2 separate regions of the Homo sapiens genome follow, and region 1 is linked to region 2. A link is an interaction called in ENCODE POLR2A ChIA-PET data of the cell type or tissue named here. Cell type or tissue: HepG2. All regions are shown on one strand. Links, peaks and the distances in the headings refer to the core of each region. The heading gives the core; the rest is flanking DNA. Region 1 overlaps NOL10 (nucleolar protein 10). Region 2 has its middle 19 kb from the start of GREB1.

Evidence for each region. Peaks named below come from ENCODE experiments on the same cell type or tissue, not always from the same donor. Only the 100,000 strongest peaks of a DNase experiment are listed, where the experiment ranks them.
Region 1: POLR2A ChIA-PET joins it to region 2 with 11 read pairs; 1 of 35 experiments calls an interaction of 5 or more read pairs at or near these places.

The regions. Positions count from the first base shown.
Region 1 is chr2:10,627,926-10,632,324 of GRCh38, forward strand. The region is part of intron 13 of NOL10 (nucleolar protein 10); the gene reads right to left. Among named protein-coding and RNA genes, the nearest start is that of NOL10, 60 kb to the right of the region's middle. In HepG2, for the core only: no CTCF peak of the experiment used is centred there; a DNase peak (open chromatin) is centred at 2,396.
Region 2 is chr2:11,512,609-11,517,007 of GRCh38, forward strand. It overlaps a transcript of GREB1 not described here. Among named protein-coding and RNA genes, the nearest start is that of GREB1, 19 kb to the right of the region's middle. In HepG2, for the core only: no CTCF peak of the experiment used is centred there; a DNase peak (open chromatin) is centred at 1,933.

The DNA.
Region 1 (4,399 bases), core at 180-4,179, 880 kb before region 2:
ATTAAAAATATACATCTGAATTCAAATTTGAACTCAATTTAAAGTAAATCATATTTTTCATTCAAATTTGTCTTTTTCCTCCTTTTAGAAGCTGTGAAAGGCGAGTGCTTCACTGCCTCCCATTGTCTGACAGCTCTTCCCACACCCTCAAACAATGAAAACTTTCGTCTTCAGGCCAATGTCCTATCATTTTCTGTACCTCATACAAGGTAGCTTTCTTGCATGATCTTACTCTTTTCCTAGATCCTAAAATCATGCCTTCTCTATCTAGATGATGCCTGGAAACACAATTCTTGAATTCTTTTCTGAGCTTTCTCCAACTTACCACCACTAGCAGAAATAACACACACAGGTACACTCTGCACATGAAGAGCCCCAAGACAGCCCCTTCACTGTGCTATCCTGACATTCTCGACCCCCATTCACAAGTGGAGTCACTGCCAACATTCTACTTAACCTTTATTCCTTTGATTTACAGTTGACTGAAACCAACAGAGCTCTTTTTGTTATAGATGCTGCTGCTGCTAGGCACCATCTCACCCATTCCGCTAACTGTATTTTTAAAATTGTTCCCCTTCTCCTACTCTATCCATTGCATTAAATATTTCTGAAGTTTAATTTCATTGGTTTAATCTCTTATATAAAGATCAGGTTCTAAAGTCAAGCAGATAAGACTAAATGGAATATAAGCAAACCTAAACTTGAAAGGCCCGTCAGAATTTCCATCTGGTGTTAGAATAGGACCAGATACAGCAGGAGACTTGCACCTGGTGACTACGTCATACCAAAAAATCCCATGTCTTAAATGACCAGAATCACACTCAGTGTGATGCTGTCATGCGCAGTATTAGGAAACAACACATTTAAGCAAACTTTTTCAAACAGTCTTCCTCATCTCAACTAAGAACACAAAAATAACCGAGTAACTCTTTTCTCAATTCTCCCAACAACGATCCATCACTGGAGCCATCCTAAATGCATGGGGGAGAAGGTAATTGATCACATAAACTGGATGCCTTAGGGAATTAGGAACACGTTTTCTCGGTTGAGAAAGGCCCTCTCATCTCAAGTTTAGTCCAGGACATATGCCCCCCAGAGCGAATGGACAGCCACGTAAGTGAAACTGCCTAAGAGTGCAAACATGCTCGCTTGCTCCCTCCACCTCTCCCCTACATACACCTCCCTCCCTCCCCCCACCACCCCTCCACCTCCAGCCTCCAACATCTTGAAGGGCTTTTATTGAAACTGATGTAAGCTAAATGAACTTCTGACAGGATTTCACTTTAAATCCAATCAGTAGCCACTAAAATATCCCAAATGCAAAGAAAATGTAACAGAAATGTTGGCAAGAATGTCTCTGACTAGTGAGATTTATAAATTTTTCATCTTTTTCTGATATTTATGTATTTTCAAAAATAACTATTACTTTATATTCATACAGAAAATATATTTTTTAATAATTTCCAAGAGTTTATAATAATAAAGAAATGTTTAGTGGGAAAAAAAACAAGATAAGAAACCATATTAACAAAGTTTCAGATTAAATATTGAAAAAATACAGCAAAATGTTAATGTTTGTCTTTAGGCAGTGGAAGGGTATTTGAGTTTTCTTCTACTCATCTGTATTTGCCATATTTTGTACAAAGAGTGCGCCTTGATGATATAATTGGGGAAAATGAACTTCACTTTAAAAAATCAGACTTCTTATTTAAACAACCAGATGTTATCACTGCTTTCTGTTTCAATAGTCAATGGCAAAACTAATGGCACAACAGACCTCTCTCAATCTATATCTTAAGTGATTATCAGACTAAACAATCCCAAATCATGTCTTAACTCATTTTCCTTGCTCACATTCACAAGTTTGTCACAATCTTTTCCGTGTATAGCTTTATTTTGCTCAACATGATATTCCCTTCTAAAAGCTAAATAAAAGTCCATGCTCACACAATGCCATAATTATTATTCTTTTTCCCCTCAGTCCCCTGAGTAGCTAAAACTACAAATGCATACCACCATGCCCAGCTAATTTTTTAAAACATTTTGCAGAAAGAGGGTCTCACTATGTTGCCCAGGCTGCCTAGAAATCCTGGCCTCAAGTGATCCTCCCACCTCATCCTCCCAAAGTACTGGGATTACAGACATGAACCACCACACCCAGCTTAATGACTTAATTTTATCCAAATACTCTTTGCCACCCACGGACCCCGTGAATTCTGTTCATTACAAGAAATCAGCTGAACATGAGAAATGACTGAATGAGTATATCCATTCTACATAAATGCCTTACAATATCATTCCTCTTTTGTTGCTCAAGAAACTAGTGTTCGGAGAGAATAAGTAACTCATTCAAGGTCACATTTATAAATGGCAATGCTGGTATTCAAACTCGGGTCCAACCAATTCCAAAGTCTAAGTTATTTCTACTATGCAATGTGGAAGGAAGAAATGCTTTTTAGATCCAGCTGTCACCAACTTGCCATTTGACCTTAAACAATAACTTGCAGCTGGGCGCGATGGCTCACACCTATAATCCCAGCACTTTGGGAGGCTGAGGCGGGCGGATCATGAGGTCAGGAGATTGAGACTATCTTGGCTAACACAGTGAAACCCCGTCTCTACCAAAAATACAAAAAATTAGTCGGGCATGGTGGTGGCAGGTGCCTGTAGTCCCAGCTACTTGGGAGGCTGAGGCAGGAGAATGGTGTGAACCTGGGAGGTGAAGCTTGCAGTGAGCTGAGATCGTGCCACTGCCCTCCAGCCTGGGCGAAAGAGCAAGACACTGTCTCAGGAAAAACAAAACAAAAAAAAACCCAAAAACTTGCTTCCTCAGCTACAAATTAAGGGCTGGACTAGATGACCTTGGAGATCCCTTCTAGCTCTGATGGTCTATGCTCCAAAGCTTCCCCTTTCCTTTAAAGCACACTGATGAATCCTTTAGTGTGGACAAGATTTGAGCAACGACTTTCCCGTTTACATTCTGTCTGGAACATCGTTTGTATGCTGATAAATTCCCTAGGGAAGAGTTTTCTTTTCATCTGACACTACCTTCCCAAACAAAGAGAATATGTTGCTACTGGTACTATAAAAGAGCAATTTCTGGCAAAATTACATCTGTCAGTATGTCTAATAGGGCTCTGCTTAAATGTGCACTTTAGATGAAAGTGTGATCTATCATTTTTAGGATTCTACACGGACACTAACAGATTCAGGGCCATTTCAACATATACTAATGGGGCAAAGAGATCTCTTACTGGGGACTTCTCCAGAATATCAATTTAGTAAACATAAATGATCCTACATTGTTGGCTTTGAACTGAAATACATCAGCTGGACCAATCGTGGTCCTGATTCAAACCCAAATCTTAGGGAATGACGTGTACAGCACTCCCAGCAACTCCAGTTAAAAGCATGGAGAGAAAAACAAAAGGCATTCTTTTCAATCTTTAAAACATACAATAAGGCTGTCATACTCTAGATGCAAAGCCAACTTCTGCACAAATTCCAAAAAAATTAAGACAAAAGCTAAATGCCCTTGCTTTCATATTCTCCTTTTGGATTTTTATAGGAAAAAAAAGTTTAATTAACCTATCTTCTTAACAGAATCACTATTAAATCTTTTGGACAAGGTATTACTTTTAAAAATTTGTTGGCACTCCCAAACACAACGATTGCATCATACCACCATTCTCAGATGTGGCTGACAAGAAGGCACTGTCAGAGCCAAAGAACTGATGCTAATCCTACTGTATGAAAATTATACTCTGGCACACATGAACCATGTTCTCCCTGTTTTTTTTTTTTTTTTAGATGGAGTTTCGCTCGTTTGCCCAGGCTGGAGTGCAATGGCACGACCTCAGCTCACTGCAACCTCTGCCTCCCAGGTTCAAGCGATTCTCTTGCCTCAGCCTCCCTAGTAGCTGGGATTACAGGCATGTGCCACCACATCCAGCTAATTTTGTATTTTTAGTAGAGACGGGGTTTCTCCATGTTGGTCAGGCTGGTCTCAAACTCCCGACCTCAGGTGATTTGCCCGCCTCGGCCTCCCAGAGTGCCTTTCTATATTTTAATAGTAGTAGCAGAAAAGGGCAAATGCAAAATTTCAATCTGGCATTAAGTACGGTCAAGAAGCACTGCAAACCAGCCATGGTCAAAGTACACAACCATTATCAAAGACGCTCCAAATTGCAGTAATCAGGTCACTCTCACTTGTGTGCTCATTAATTTTTCCACACCCATTAAGTGAGGGCCTACAGTATGACAGGCACTGCTTTAGGTGCTGAGGATATAACAGGGAAAAAGACAAAATGACGCCCCTGCATTCATGTCTTACATTACAATGGGGAAATATAGACGTAAAGAAGTAAATAAACGAAGAGAAAATATTTTAGGGCTCACG
Region 2 (4,399 bases), core at 105-4,104:
TGGCGTGGGTCCCTGGGTTGGGCTGTGTGCTCCACACCCCACCAGCTAGTACAGGAGCTCTTTGCTCAAATCAACCACCAAGCCTCACTTTCCCTGTGTGACAAAGAGGATAAGACCTCTTGTCTCACACGGCTGTTGGAAGGCTCACTGTGCCCAACACATGGCATGTGCTCAGTGACCCTTGTGGGATCTGAAGAATCCTAAGAAAAGAATGAGACTTAGGAGACTTTTTACGCAGCTTAAGTAATTTTATGTTTTACTTAGGCGGATATGGCTTAAGACTTATAGACAAAGATAATCAGGTCAAAATGACCTTCTTTCAGTTGTTGGGGCAGTGAGGGTGGAGGAACCGGTGGGCTGGAAAGAAAGAGTTATGGATTCTTTCAACACACTGTCCGTCCGCCTGGGAATGGAGATTTTGATAAAGATGAAACTTCTCTGTTCTGGAGCTGAAGCGCAAAGCTTAAAAAAATGGACTTAATTGGGTCTGATTGTTTTCCTATTTGTATTCATAACGAAGACTATGTAAGCAGGTCTGCTACGGTTCTAGAATGCCCCGAGGATGAATCAAATCTGTCTATCCTCTTTATTTTCCCACATAAGGACATTTTTCAGCTGTCCTGGAAGTCTGTTAGGGACTCGCAGCTCATATCCCTGACAGAGGCGGGTGGGCGTCTCTCCCTTGTCCTTGTGTGGGAACAGTAAGGATGTGTATGTCACCCTCATGGATTTCAATCCCAGAATCAAAGGATGGGCATCTCAGGGAAGGAAGTTCGAAGCAGCTCAGGGTCACGGTAATTAATTTATCCGGGAGCAACACTCAAGATCTTTGCCACAAATTAGATTCTCTTAGTCTAGCCCAGTATGGGGTTTATAGGGAAGCTCTTAGTCATCCTTCAAGGCCTACTTCTTTCAGGAAGCCTTCCCTGATCTCCTTAGCTGGTAGAATTTTCTCCCTTTTCTGAAACTCTATAGTCCTGGCTTGGAGATTTATTTTGACTTGCCAGAAACTTAAATTAGCAGCAACACGCAATTTCCTGATCATTCTAGTTAATTGATGGTTTTCGGTCTTGCTTTAAAAAAAAAAAGAACTGTGGCTTCCTTGTAATAACTCACATTTATTTAGTCCCCAGGGTGTATGAAGTGCTCTTCCAGGCCTGGTCCTTCTTGGTACCGATATTGCCATATTGGCTGGACATCCTGGCTTGGTAGGATGCACTCACATGGGCTGTAGTAATACTGGTATCACCAGCATAACTTGTGGTTCTTCAGCCAGTAATTTCTGAGTAATAATCTGTGGCAGGTACTGAGCTAGGCTTCCGGGTTGTAGAGCTGCCTAAGTCCTGGCCGCTGCCCTTAGGAGCTCACATCCTAAGAGGGGAGGATGAAGATTAATCTCCTACTCACTGCAACAGAATAGGAGCTGGATCAGTGCAGAGAGGATGGGGATGGGTGGAGAAGGAATATTTTTGACTGGGAGACTGGACCAGATGGGATAGAGTTGAATCTACATGACAAAAGGCAATGGAAAAGAAATGGTGTCTCCAAATCCCAGGAAGCAGGAAATAGGCGATTAACATTGAGAGCCAAATGTGTGTGTGCCAGATATGGTGCTGGCTTATTTACATAGAGTTCTCATTCAGTCTTTTAAACAACACTGCTCTGTACGTATTACCATGTTACCTACGTAAATATGGAAAAAGTGAGAGTCAGAGAAAATCAGTTATGTTCCAAGTTTGCTATTGCATTGTTGAACTTGGGATTCACCAGTTGGAGACTCTGACTCCAGATCCTACACCCTTTTCACTACACCCCTTTGCCAACATCCACTACCATGCCACACCATGTTTCCATGATCAGATGTCAGTGTTGTGTCCTCAGATGTATGTACTATGTAACTGCTGTCTTGGGGAGAAGTTTGACCCTCAGCAATGTTTGTCAAGCCAAAGAGGAGGGGTGTTGATTACAGAGGACTCTTTAGAGGGAAAGAACTGGAATGAACTTTGGAGGTTTCAGTTGGGCCAAAGGAATGCCACTGCAGGTTTGGGAAGGCACATGCTGAACCCAGTGCCAAGAGATCCTTTGCATCTTTTGGGGCTCAGTCTGCACAACCCCTCTGTGCTCAGTCCATTGCTCTCTCCTCTTTGTTATAGCATTTATCATGTATTGGCTTAGGAATATGGCATTTCCCCCTACTAGGTTGTGAGTCCCTCTGAAGTTGAGAGCAGGCATCAGTCATCTCTGTATGCCCAGTGCTTAGTGCTGTGCTTGGCACAGAGTGGGCACTTAAGAGCTATTAGTTGAATCCATCCGTCCACACATGTATCCATCTTCCCATCTCTTCCTCCACTATCCATCCATCCATCCATCCATCCATCCGCGCATGTGTCCATCCTCTCATCTCTTCCCCCACCTGACCATCTATCTATCCATCCATCCATCCATCCACACATGTATCCATCCTCTCATCTCTTCCCCCACCTGCCCATCTATCCATCCTTCCATCCATCCATCCATCCATCCATCCACCCACCCCCCATCCGTCCATCTATCCATCCATCCATCCATCCATCCATCCGTTCATGCACGCACCCACTCACTCATTCAGTCTTTCAGTAGGTGTTCTCTGAACAGTACAACATACCAGGTATTATGGCCAGTGCAGAGGGAACAGAGATTGAATTGGATAGAGATGATGTGCTCAAAGAACAGAGTCTAGGCGTAGTGAGAGGAAAATGTGCTAAGTAGGAAAGAATGAATTAATGAAAATGTCATTAACTGCAAGCCTGAGGCTCTCCAAGAAGAAATTAGGTTGTTATTGTTGTGTTTTTTAAAAGTCTTGAATAATGTAGACGTGAGTGAGGCAACCTCCCACTCTGTCTTTTTCCATTGTGTTTCTGCCCCTCCGAGGTTTTCTCTGGCACCATCTGGCTGCTTCCTCTGCTGGAAGCCCTGTGAGATGTGAGGCTCTCCCTGGGAGCCTGAGGGCGGGGGGAGGGCAGGGGCACTGACCTGGTGGCTTCAAGGTGGTCACAACCCCGTCCCCTCCTGTGTCTCCCAGGAGGAATGCTGCCTAAAAGGGCAGAGCAGATGTTCTCAGGCCAGAGTGATCCTTCATCAGCCCCTCCTCCGGGAACAGGAGGTGACAGCATATTTCTCTGAGAGCAAAGGCTAAAATCCTCTGGCATTCTTCTTAATTCAGTCTAGTAGGGTTTTGTGAAACACTTCAGACTCCTAGGGGTAGAGTAAATTCTTTCACCTACTCCAGGCTTTGTGCTTAGAGGCCCATGTGGAGCTCCTTAGGGAGGCAGATTTAGCCAGGCAAGACAGCACTTCGGGCATGCCGCAGAAACACAACCAGAGAAAAGCTCATTAGAGCTCAGTGGCTTATTTTCAAACTGACTTGGCAAATCCAGAATCTGGGCATTGAAAGTGAAAATGTGTAGATGGCCTCTGTGGCGGGACATGGTGGATGTCACATGAACCATAGGAAGAAGTGCTGTCTGTCTCACACCCGATCTTTAGACTTGGACATCACTCTGCTTGCTGGAGGTCCTCCCAGAGCATCACGTCCAAAATGAACCCAGCTTTTTCTCCTTAGTCCAGTTTCTCCTCAACTCTTTGATGCCATCTACCAAGACTTGGGTATCTTTCACTGCCTCCAAAACCAGGTAATTACCAAGTGCTGTAGATTTTCCTGCAGGTGTGTGTGTGTGTGTGTGTGTGTGTGTGTGTGTGTGCACGCAATCTGTTCTCTTCTATCTTGCCCTGACTGCTCTGGTGCCGTCCTCAGCTGGACTGTCATAACTGACTTCTCCCAGGTCTCCACACAGACCAGATTCCCACCAGTGCATCCTCGAATGTCTTCTACAACATAGTCACATCACCCAGGGGCTTCAAACCCTGCAGTGTTTCCATTTGGCCTCGGGAGCTAATAAGTGACTCTTCTCTTCCCCACCCCAAGTCCCAGCTGTAGTTGACGTAGGAGTCAGGCAGATGGAGACCAGAATCTCACCTTTCTTACTAAGGCTGTGGGCCCATGCGGTTGAGGCGTGAGGGCCAAACGGCCTTACCCAAGCTCCCCGCCCCAATTCCTGACTCCCTGCAGGATAGACCTTGGCGCCGTCCATCTAAGGGAAAGACCTGCACCCAAGTTACCTAGGAAGCTGCCACACGCAAGCAAGAAAGAGAGACAAAGTCTCTGTGCTAACAGGCTCTCACTGGATTCATTCTACCTAGTGGAGGAAGGAGGAGCAGCTTCTGTCTCCTACTGAGACAGACTTTTCTCTTCCGTGGGCAGTGGGGTGGCGAGGGCTGTGAGGCGGGGAGCATTGTTTTGGGGAAGCCCTTCCAGGAGCAGAGCAGGGGATTAGGATCCAGTCCAAGCTCCTTAATATGG